Regions from separate parts of the Mus musculus genome. Here region 2 is linked to region 1. The links are chromatin loops, found by intact Hi-C in ENCODE. Cell type or tissue: left cerebral cortex. All regions are shown on one strand. Each heading gives the region's core, and the rest is flanking DNA. Links, peaks and the distances in the headings are about the cores only.

Region 1 (5,382 bases), core at 58-5,057:
ACTTTTTATTTTGAGATATGGTGCTAATGTGTTATCTCAGTTGGCTCTGAACCCACTCTGTAGCTCAGGAAGGCCTGAACTGCAACTTTGCCTCGGGTTCCTTAGAAACTGGGACTATAAGCCCGTGCCAATAAACCTAGCCTGACAGCTATATATTAACCACCCTTTATGTGCCTCTGCTATTGTAGGTGTATGGTCTGTAGCAAAGGTCAAGGTAGTTAAGGTCTTTTCACCATGGACTTAGAGGAGTGGCCTTGCCAGTAAGCAAGTGCATGAGCCTAGGAACTGTGGGCCATACTTAGTACTGTAAAGAAAGTCCAAGTGAAGGGGAGAACAGCATAGGGGAGCTCCCCCACGTTTACTTCTTAAAAAGATAATCATGGGAGCCAGGGGCGACGGCGCACGCCTTTAATCCCAACGTTCAGGAGGCAGAGGCAGGTGGATCGCTGTGAGTTCTAGGCCAGCCTAGTCTAGGACATTTGAGGCTATAAAGAAGAGATCCTGTCTTAAACAAAACAAAACAAAAAAATTAATCATACTGTTTAAAATCTAGACAGATGATATTTTTAAGCTTCTTATAGTTTTTGCCCAAATTCAGAAGATCCGAAAGGAAGTCATTTATAGACATGTTGTCTTACTTTCTGTCTGCTGCCTTTTATTCACCTGCTTCCCCAATGCTGTGCATCTGATCTGCCCTCTGCTCCATTCTTCTTTAGTAGCATACTGTTTATATATCCTCACCATTGAAACTGGAATTTCCTTCATTGCAGGTATTATCTTGTTTATCCTTTGGTCTGTACTCTCCCACCATCCCCATCATAAGGACCAGAGTTGTCTACAAGGAAAGTAGGCACTTATTTGTTCAGTTACAATGGTGAGAAACAAAAGGCTTTCATTCTCCATCATTTGCAGGAAGAAGTTCTAAGAGACTTTGAAGAACTGGCTGGAAAACTCCCATGGTCAGACCCTTTAAAAGTCTGGCAAATTAACACCACTTTCAAGAAGAAGAAAGCAAAGCGCAGAAAGGCAAATCAGAGTGCAGGTAAAGAGAAGGCTGACTGTGGACAAGGAGACAAAGCAGATGAGAAAGATGGTAAGAAAAAGCATGCCAGCAGCACTTCAGATTCACATATCTTGGACTATTATGAAAATCCAGCCATCAAAGAAGAGATATCAACCTTAGTAGGTGATGTCTTGTCGTCTTGCAAAGATGAAACTGGTCAAAGCTTAAGAGAAGAAACTGAACCACAGGTACAGAAGTTTAGAGTCACCTGCAACAGAGCAGGAGAGAAACATTGCTTTACCTCCAATGAGGCTGCGAGAGATTTTGGGGGTGCTATTCAAGAGTACTTTAAGTGGAAGGCTGATATGACCAACTTTGATGTAGAGGTGGGTATTAGCTTTTATTGATGATGAAAAAGATCTGTAATGTGGCTGGGGAGATGGGTCAGTGGGTAAAGTATTTGCTGAGCAAGCTTGAGTACTTGAGTTCAGATTCCTAGAATCCACATAAAAGCCAGAGTAAATGTATGAATGTTAATCCTAGCACTGATAGTTAGAGACAAGTAGTGTCCTGGAGCAGACAAGCTGAAACGGCAAGACCCAGGTTCAGTGAGAGACTGTTTCAAAAATAAAGTAGAATGGTAGAAAGACAATGTAAACTTCTGTCTTTTGTACAGTCACCCACAAAAGAAAAAAAAGGTTCTCATACATTTGTAAAATTTCCAGACAGCTAGCACAAGGGCCATTGAACAGTGGCCGTAAAGCTAGAAGGATGTTAGGAATAGCATGACTTGTGGAGATAGATGGATAGGTATTGATTGAAATTTTTACTCAGTAACTCTCTAGACTTGGACAAGATTGTCTCTTTGAGCCTCTGTTTCAAATGGAGCCAATAATAGTGTGTACCTTTAAGGTCTATACCCTGGAGGGCAAATGGAATGGTTTCAAGTGTTTGGTATAGTTTGTTGGTATATGATAAGTACTCAATGGATAGATTGTCAGAACTCAAGTAGTGGTGGCACACGTCTTTAATCCTAGCACTCAGAGGCAGAGGATCTGTTGTGTTTTCAAGGCAAGTCTGGCTTACATAGTGAGTTCCAGAACAGCCAGGGCTATGTAGAGACCTTGTCTTGCAAAACCCTAAGGTGTGCTCTGTCTCTGTGTTGTGTGTCTCTGACCTTGGCATTGCTATGTCCGGCAGAAGAAAGATGAGTCTTCCCCCCCCCCCTTTTTTTTTTATTCCAAATTTAGGTGCTGGACTCATACCTACAGCCTTGCACATATGGACAAGCAATGTATTTCTAAACTATATCCCAGTCTTCTTATTTCTTTCTTTCTTTTTTTTTTAAAGGTTTATTTATTATTTATTTATTATATGTAAGTACACTGTAGCTGTCTTCAGACACTCCAGAAGAGGGCGTCAGATCTTGTTACAGATGGTTGTGAGCCACCATGTGGTTGCTGGGATTTGAACTCTGGACCTTCGGAAGAGCAGTCGGGTGCTCTTACCCACTGAGCCATCTCACCAGCCCCAGTCTTCTTATTTCTAATCTAGTATTTTTCTACATTATATGGATTTCTAGATTGTAACTTAACCTAAAATAAACTTACTTCTACCTTAGTTGGAAATTCTGCTACTAAACAATAATAGAATATAGTTTTCAGAACCTTCTATCAGGGTTTTAGAGCTAATCTTCATCTAGAGCCAGCTTTGTTCTTTTTAAAGTCAGCTAGGTTCTTAAAACCAAATGCCTCCTGTTAGCTTGAGTATCCTTGTGACTACTGGGTGACTTTTGTTGATAATGGTAATTGGAGTTCTTTAAATTTCTGATGGTTTATGTAGGTCCTTAGCAGTTGACATTTTTACCAAGAAGTCAATTTTTGTTTCATTTGGGATACTCAAGCCTGGGGCATATCACTCTCTTTGTAACTTTTTTTTTTTTTTTAATGTCAGACAAGAACAATTCTCCATTCTATATTTTCTTACACAGCTGTAAGAACAAAGAGGCTAACAAAGGCCATGTCCAGAAGTCTCCAAGGTAGCACAGAAGACAAATCCTGTATGAACTGGTGTCTCTGTGTCCCAGGCTCAGAGGGCTTCCTAGGAAATGAGGCCATGTGAATAAGATATGTAGGACAGGGCCTTGCATGTTAGAGTGTTAGCTCTAGACCTCTGCCTTTGGTAAGGCCATGATGAGGACATTTTAGGGGGAATACTGGGGAACATTTTATCTTCTTAGAATGTTTGTGAGTTAGGAAAACTAGGACAAAGGTAGTCATAATCAGACATTGTTATAAAACTACCAGGAGCTGGGCGTGGTGGTGCACGCCTGTGATCCCAGCACTTGGGAGGCAGAGGCAGGCAGATTTCTGAGTTTGAGGTCAACCTGGTCTACAGAGTGAGTTCCAGGACAGCCAAGGCTACACAGAAAAACCCTGTCTCAAAAAAAAAAAAAAAAAAAAAAAAAAAAAAAAAAAGAAAGAAAGAAAGACAAACTACTAGGAAAACAAAATAAAAGCAAACATGACGTGGTGTCAGCTTTGGATAAAGGGTATGTTTTGAGAGGCCACCGTTAAAGTGTTTGAAGTGTTCTTCAAAAACACGTAGTAATTTAAAAAATATATGTAGACCAAATGTGGTGGCACATGCCTTGGATCCCAGACTCAGGAGACAGAGACTGTCAGATCTCTAATTTTAAGGCCAGCCTGGTCTCCATAGTGACTTCCATGCCAGCCAAAGGGCACAGTGAAACACACACACACACCCAGGCAGTGGTTGTACACACCTTTAATCCCAGCATTTGGGAGACAGAGGCAGATGAATCTCTGAGTTGAGGCCAGCCTGGTCTATAGAGTGAGTTCCAAGACAGCCAAAGTTACACAGAGAAGCCTGTATTGAGAAAATAAAAGGTGGTAGAAAAAAAAAAAACCCAAAACATACATACATATTTTAAATCTATACCATCAAAATATGTTCATATAATAAAAACTGGGAGATAACTTATTAATAGCCTGTGTGTGGGGGGAGTAAAAAGAATAAAATGTTTTAAAATTAAATGAAAATAGTACATATACTATTTCATTTTTGTTAACTCCAAAAACTGATACAACTAACTTATAATAATAGTGGTTAGATTAATGATCACCCAGGAAAGAGACAAAAGAGAACTTTGTAAAGGGTACTGAGTATAGGTCAGAGCTCACTGAAATGTATATGCAGAAGGCTTACACCTCTGGGCTCACTAGGTAGGCAGATTTACCACTAAGGTTGCTGACCTGAGTTCAGTTCCTAGGATGCATGGTAGAAGTTGTCCTCTGATCCCCAAACCCAATCCATACACAAACACAAATAAATACGCAAATAACTGAATTTTATGTACTGTATAGTAAACCTGTAAAGTATAATTCAATCAGAAAGTTTGTATAGGCTGGCAAGATAGCTTAGCAGTTAAAAGAATTGTCTGCTCTTTCAGAGGATACAAGTTTAATTCCCAGCACCCATACGGTAGGTAGCTGTAACTCTAGTTCCAAGGGATCACACACCTCTTTCTAGCTTCCATGGGCACCAAGTGTGCATGTGGTGCACAGATATACATTCAGGCAAAACATTTGTGCACATAGAATAAAAATTTAAAATGTTCTGAAAAGAAAGTTCTCTGTGTTGTGGCTGTTATGTATGTATAAGCCATGCTTGGCTTTTACTTGGGTTCCAGGGATAAACTCAGATCTTCATACTTGCCAAGCAAGTACTCTTCCCATTGGCTCACCTCAGACCTAGCCCTGGTTTTGTTGTTTTTATCTTAATTCAAAAAGTCTTAATAAGGAAGACATGTATCTCTTTCTTGTGATCACAGCATTTATGAGGCAGAGGCAAGAGGATTTTGAGTTTCAGTCCAGCTAGCCTATCTAAGAATTCAAGCCAATTTTGGCTTCAAGGCTCTGTTTATTTTACTCTTTTAAATTTATTTATTTATTTATTTTGTTGTTGTTTGTTTGAGACAGTCTTTCTATCTAGTCCTGGCTGCCCTGGAACTCACTGTGTAGACCTGGTTGGCCTTGAACTTACAGAGATCCGCCTGCCTCTGCCTTCTAAGTGCTGGGATTAGTTAGAGCACTTGGGAGGTAGTACCACAGCCAGATAAGGCCCTGGATTGTTTTTAAGGGTCTTGTTAGTAGGTACAGTTCGAAGACTGTTGACTTTCTCGTTTGTCTCTAATTTGATGTAGGTTCTCCTGAACATCCATGATAATGAAGTCATTGTTGCTATTGCACTGACAGAAGAGAGTCTCCATCGCAGAAATATTACACATTTTGGACCTACAACTCTTAGGTCAACTCTTGCCTATGGGATGCTCAGGTAACAGAAGGGGATTTTGCTGT
Region 2 (5,382 bases), core at 266-5,265, 89 kb after region 1:
CTGATCTGTCTAGTTAAGGGAATGTTGGTGTTAAGCGATACAGATAAGCAGTAATGGGTCGGTTTTATCACTGGTGCATTTCAGCCTTTGATATGCTTTTTGGCGGTAGGCTTTAGCAGTTCTTTGATAGATTGATAGACAGCAGAGGACACGGAATTGAACAGACAGAATGTTGCATGAGAAACATAATCCAAGGTACAAGTAAATAAGGAATGGATTCGTTGCAACCTTTAATGCTATTCTCCTAGTGAGTAATTTACCATGCTTGGCTTTTCAACTACCTCCTGCTTTTCTCCACCTTCCCTTACACCTTCCATTGAAACTAATTTAATAATATATAACATCAGAAGCCAGCAACTTAAGACCTTTCTGTGGTGTGTGTGCTTGGGGCTCAGATACATCCCTGGCTACACTGCCAGCCCCACATATGCTGTCAAACGATGTGATGAAGGCTGAGCAGAGTAGTCATGTTTGCAGAATTGCCTGATGCCTTCATTCCCTTTTTGCCCTTTGACTTTTTCTGTTATACCATGTCCCATATCTCTGTTGATTTTTATTTCAGCTTTGTCACCGAAAAGACCTAGATTTGACAAAAGTGGGATTCCCAGACTCCAGCACTCACAGCTGCGCTGATAGGCCCTCCCTGCTTAACTGCAATCATCCTGACCTGGCTTCTCATCCCTCTGTTGTTCCCACCTCCGAGGCTGGCTTCCCAAGCAGGAGTGGAGATGGTCCTCAGACCTTGCTGAGAAACTCAGACCAGGCGTTTAGGACAGAGTTCAATTTGATGTACGCCTACTCCCCTTTGAATGCTATGCCTCGAGCAGATGGACTGTATAGAGGGTCTCCCTTGGTGGGAGACAGGAAGCCTTTACATTTAGATGGAGGATATTGTTCCCCTGCTGAAGGCTTTTCCAGCAGATATGAACATGGCTTTATGAAAGACCTCTCTCGGGGATCCATGTCACCTGGTGGTGAAAGGACCTGTGAAGGAGTCCCATCTGCTCCTCAGAACCCACCGCAAAGGAAAAAGGTAAGTATTCATGTTACTCTTTTAAAGAATATTAGTCAGATAATTCAGAACTTTCTAAGCTCCAGTGCATAACACTTGTCCTACTCTTTGCTATGACCTGTAAAAATTAGTTCTTTTATTTGATTACATTACTTCTTTGGCTTATGTGGGGGGGGGGGGGCATGAACATGCCAAAAGCACATACATAGAAATCAGATTACTTGTGGGAATCAGTTCTTTGCTTCCACCATGTGGGTCCTGGGATTGAACTCAAGTTATCGGTCTTGGCAGCCACAGCCTTCATCAATTGAGTAGACTCTATTAGTATAACTGGAAAGTGTTGTGAATAGCCGGCAGGACTGAAGTGCAGTCAGTAAAAGAGTGTAGCCATGAGTAAGGCTTTCCATCTTTAGCATCCCAAATACAAATAAAGCAAATATCTAGCTTGCCTTAGAGGCACATGTCTGTGAACCTAGCATTCTGGAGGTTGAAGTGGGATTAGAAAGCTAAAGCTATCCCAGGTTTTTTAAACACAGCAAATTTTACATAACTGTTGTATGCAACTGAAAGGCTAGCACACTGGAAGAATACCAAAAGCTGTGTTACTCAGAGAACCCAGTTTGGGGCATAGCTTTAAGACCATCAGATGTGTTTTCCCAGGCAGATGTAGTTGTTCATGTTTGTAATCCCAGCACCCATTCATGATGTTGAGGCAGAAGGATTGAGAAGTTCTATGCCAGAGGCCAAAGAGCTGGGTCATCAGTTAAGAGCATATACTATTCTTCCAAAACACTCAAGTTGACTTCCCAGTGCCTGAAGTGTTTACCAATGCTTAGAACTCCAGCTCCAGGAGATCTGATGACCTCTTTGACCTTCATGAGTACTTGCCAACCCAAGCCACATAGAGGCCCATGTTTTGTTTCAGTAATTCATTTTGTAATCACAGCGGTTATATAATTAGGGAATGTCCTTATCTTGCACATGAGAAAACTGAAGCTAGTTAAATAACTTGTTAAACAACAACAGATAAACAAAGGAGTAAAGGCACTGTCCTGATTCTGATTCCAGATTACACAATCTAGTTGTTAATATTATATGATAGATTTGATTGCCTCCTAGAGTCTGCACTAATAGAGCCTCCCTAGAAAATTGCACTAGGAGATTCTGAATTACAGTGGTTGTAGTTGCTCCAAAGGAGTTGTTCACATCTTAGCAGAGGATAAGTTAAGGAATGAACAAGAAGTCTTTTATTTCGCTTATTTGAGGGGTAGAAATGGAAAGGCGGTAGGTTTAGCCACATTTCAAATGATGTGTAGGAATCAGCCTGCGCATCAAGAGGGAGGTGTTCCTGCGCAGTCAGTCTGTGATACTACACTGGGGTACAGATGGGTTCTGATAGCTGGCTGCAGTTACAATGCCAGGGAGCACCAGGAAGCAGGTGCAGAGAGCAGTGGGTAGATCAGACCTTAGAGATCTTGCCATGGCCTGGGGCTTATAAAACTCAAAAAACCTAACAGCTGCTTTTCCCCCCTTAAATATTGTTTTGGGATTATTTTTGGGTTGTCATGGTGACTTGGATGAATTTATTGTTAGGGATTCACAAAGCTGAGTATACTATGTATGACAGTCTTACAGAGAAACTAGTTATATCCTCATAGAAATAAAGGCTCGTGACTTTATTTCAATTATAATAATGTTCATTATCCAAGTTTATTAACTTCTCCAATATTATATGTAAAAAGGCACACACAAAATTATTTTTACTGTTATTTTTGTGGTATTTCACACTTAGGCAGAAAATTAAGAGCACCTTGGATAGGAAAAGGAAACACTAGCACACAATAGGATGACAATGGAGCTCTTCCTTACATGAGCAGTACTGACTTTGAAATTGTATAACATGACATATCTTTGCATCTCTAGTTTTATTTGTTACATATACAAGTAATTGAAGTTAGAATTTGTTTCAGAAATATTTCTAAAATATTTGGGCACTTGTGATTTTTGTACTAAATGTTAACAGTAAAAAAAGCTAAGGACTGGATGACTGGAGAGATGGCTCTGCATGAAAAAGCACTTACAGCTCTGTCAGAGGACCTAACACCTATATGCAGCAGTCACAAACACCAATAACTCCAGCTCTAAGGCAGCCCACATCCCCTTCTTCCCTCTGAAAGCACATACATATGGGTAAATAAAATATTTTTTAGGGCTAAACACATTGCCAAGCCTGGCAAATCTGAGTTTGATCCTAAAGACACACGGTAAGAGGAAAACACCACTTCCCCAGGTTCTCCTTTGACCTACATACAATAGTTAATAAGTGGGGTTTTGTTTTGTTTTTTAATTAAATTTTGATTAAAGCTAACTTTAATTTTATTAAAGCTAAAGCATATATGTGATACCATATACCTGTGATATCAGGACCTGGGTGACTGAGGTAGGAAGATCCTAAGTCCAATGCCTGCCTGAGCTACAAAGATCCTGTCTCACAAAAATGAATGAGTGAATGATATAATTTACAGATTAACCAAAAAAAAACCAAGATTCTACAGTAGATTTAATAGGCAATAGAATACAGTAGTGGATGGATAGGAAAAGGTTTGTTTCTGATAGCAGGATGATATATGAGTAAATAATTAGAAGGTAGTTTGAGGATTGGGAAAAAGTTTCTAGGTTGTAGACAGGTTGCTGAAGTATATAAACAAAATAATTTCTTCTTACTTTAGTTCTTTAATACCTTTCTTCCCTTATATGTAATACAGATAGTCTTAAATCCCATAGTATGTCTTCAAATTTTGAATATTATGAAGAGCCCTGAAATACTGGCTTTTTCCTCTTGGTGTGATAGCTTATTTATTGTGGATTATTTTTGTTTGTTGTTAATGGAGTAAGTGTTCCTAAGGAATGAAGAACTTTTTTCCAGGATACAAAAGCATTCTGTTTTTTCTGCCATACTTTTTATAGATGCCCCCATTTTGGTATATAACTGATTGTAGGTTACCAAGGTGATAGTAATCTCACAAGTTTCTCTGAAGAAAGTAAAAGGATATAGTCTTATTTGAGCACCATTGTTTGATAGAATATTTTTTGTCCTCACCAGTTTCTGAGTGGCTTGAGTCTGTAGCACTGCTCAGATCTCTTTTATACCTAAAAAAAAGATTGTTATATAGGGACTGGAAAGGTCCCTCAGTGATTCAGAGCTCAGTTCCCAACACGCACAGCAGATGGCTACAACTGCCTGTTGCTCTCCTCTCCAGTAGTGTTCCAACTCCTGCACTCAGCCTGTGCACACACACAGCTGTAAATACAGTAAAGGCTATTACAGTTGATACCTAAGCCACTCACTAATGATACATTTTCTTTTTCATATCTAGGTATCCTTGCTAGAGTACCGCAAAAGAAAACAAGAAGCTAAGGAGAATTCTGGTGGGGGAAATGACTCTTCACAGAGCAAAAGCAAGTCTTCAGGAGCTGGGCAAGGCAGCAGTAACTCTGTTTCTGACACTGGTGCCCATGGTGTGCAGGGATCCTCAGCCGGAACCCCGTCATCCCCTCACAAAAAATTTTCCCCGTCTCATTCCTCTGCATCGCATTTGGAGGCGGTAAGCCCGTCAGATTCCAGGGGCACTTCTTCCTCTCACTGCAGACCTCAAGAAAACATCAGCAGTAGGTGGTAAGTTTATGTTTAATTAGCTTTATAATTAAATTCAGGTGGGAAGTTACACATTCATTTCCAGTTTTACCTGAAGTTTTTGGAGCACTTATCTAAGACAGGCAGGTAATTTGCCATCTGTTTGTTCAGCTAGTTAGTGTAAGCCAAATCTTCTCCCTTCAGAGACTCACTGAACAGTGAGGTTTTGGGTGTCCACGCGCTATTTTTTTTTTTTTTTTTTTTGATGAGAGGTAAGTAAACAGTCCAGCCAAATCGCTCCCCTCCCCCACCCCTTGTGTGCACGTTCATATATGCACTCTTGGTCACTCATACATGCATATGGAGGTCAGAGAACACTTAAAGGAAATAGTTCTTCCCTATTTAAAGGAAATAGTTCTTCTGGAGATTGAACTCAGATCTTCAGACTTAACCTTTACCTACTGAGCCATCTTGCTGACTCTGGTTTTCTCAAATTGAAAAAGAGCTGTGTCCCATGCTGCTAGCATATACAGAGAAATGCAAGACGGTCTGAAAAGAGTTGTCTAGTTTAGAGGCTGGAGAAACGACTCTGGTTAAGCGACTAACTGATCTTCCAGAGGAGCCAGGTTCAATTCCCAGCACCCACATGGCAGCTCACAACTGTCTGTAACTCCAATCTTTGACACCCTTATACAGACATACATGCAGGCAAAACACTAGTGCACATAAAATAAAA

Evidence for each region. Peaks named below come from ENCODE experiments on the same cell type or tissue, not always from the same donor. Only the 100,000 strongest peaks of a DNase experiment are listed, where the experiment ranks them.
Region 2: a loop joins it to region 1, with 3.0 times the contacts of the local background. A loop is called at or near these places in 1 of 42 quality-filtered maps.

What each region holds. Positions count from the first base shown.
Region 1 is chr6:113,054,727-113,060,108 of GRCm38, forward strand. It overlaps Thumpd3 (THUMP domain containing 3), which reads left to right. Exons shown (of 10, transcript NM_008188.3): 4 at 913-1,389; 5 at 5,229-5,359. Among named protein-coding and RNA genes, the nearest start is that of Thumpd3, 11 kb to the left of the region's middle. In left cerebral cortex, for the core only: a CTCF peak has its summit at 2,378 (motif pointing right); no DNase peak of the experiment used is centred there.
Region 2 is chr6:113,143,051-113,148,432 of GRCm38, forward strand. Setd5 (SET domain containing 5) reads left to right here. Exons shown (of 22, transcript NM_028385.1): 18 at 563-1,033; 19 at 4,390-4,688. Among named protein-coding and RNA genes, the nearest start is that of Lhfpl4, 50 kb to the right of the region's middle. In left cerebral cortex, for the core only: no CTCF peak of the experiment used is centred there; a DNase peak (open chromatin) is centred at 2,405; H3K27ac peaks cover 656 bases.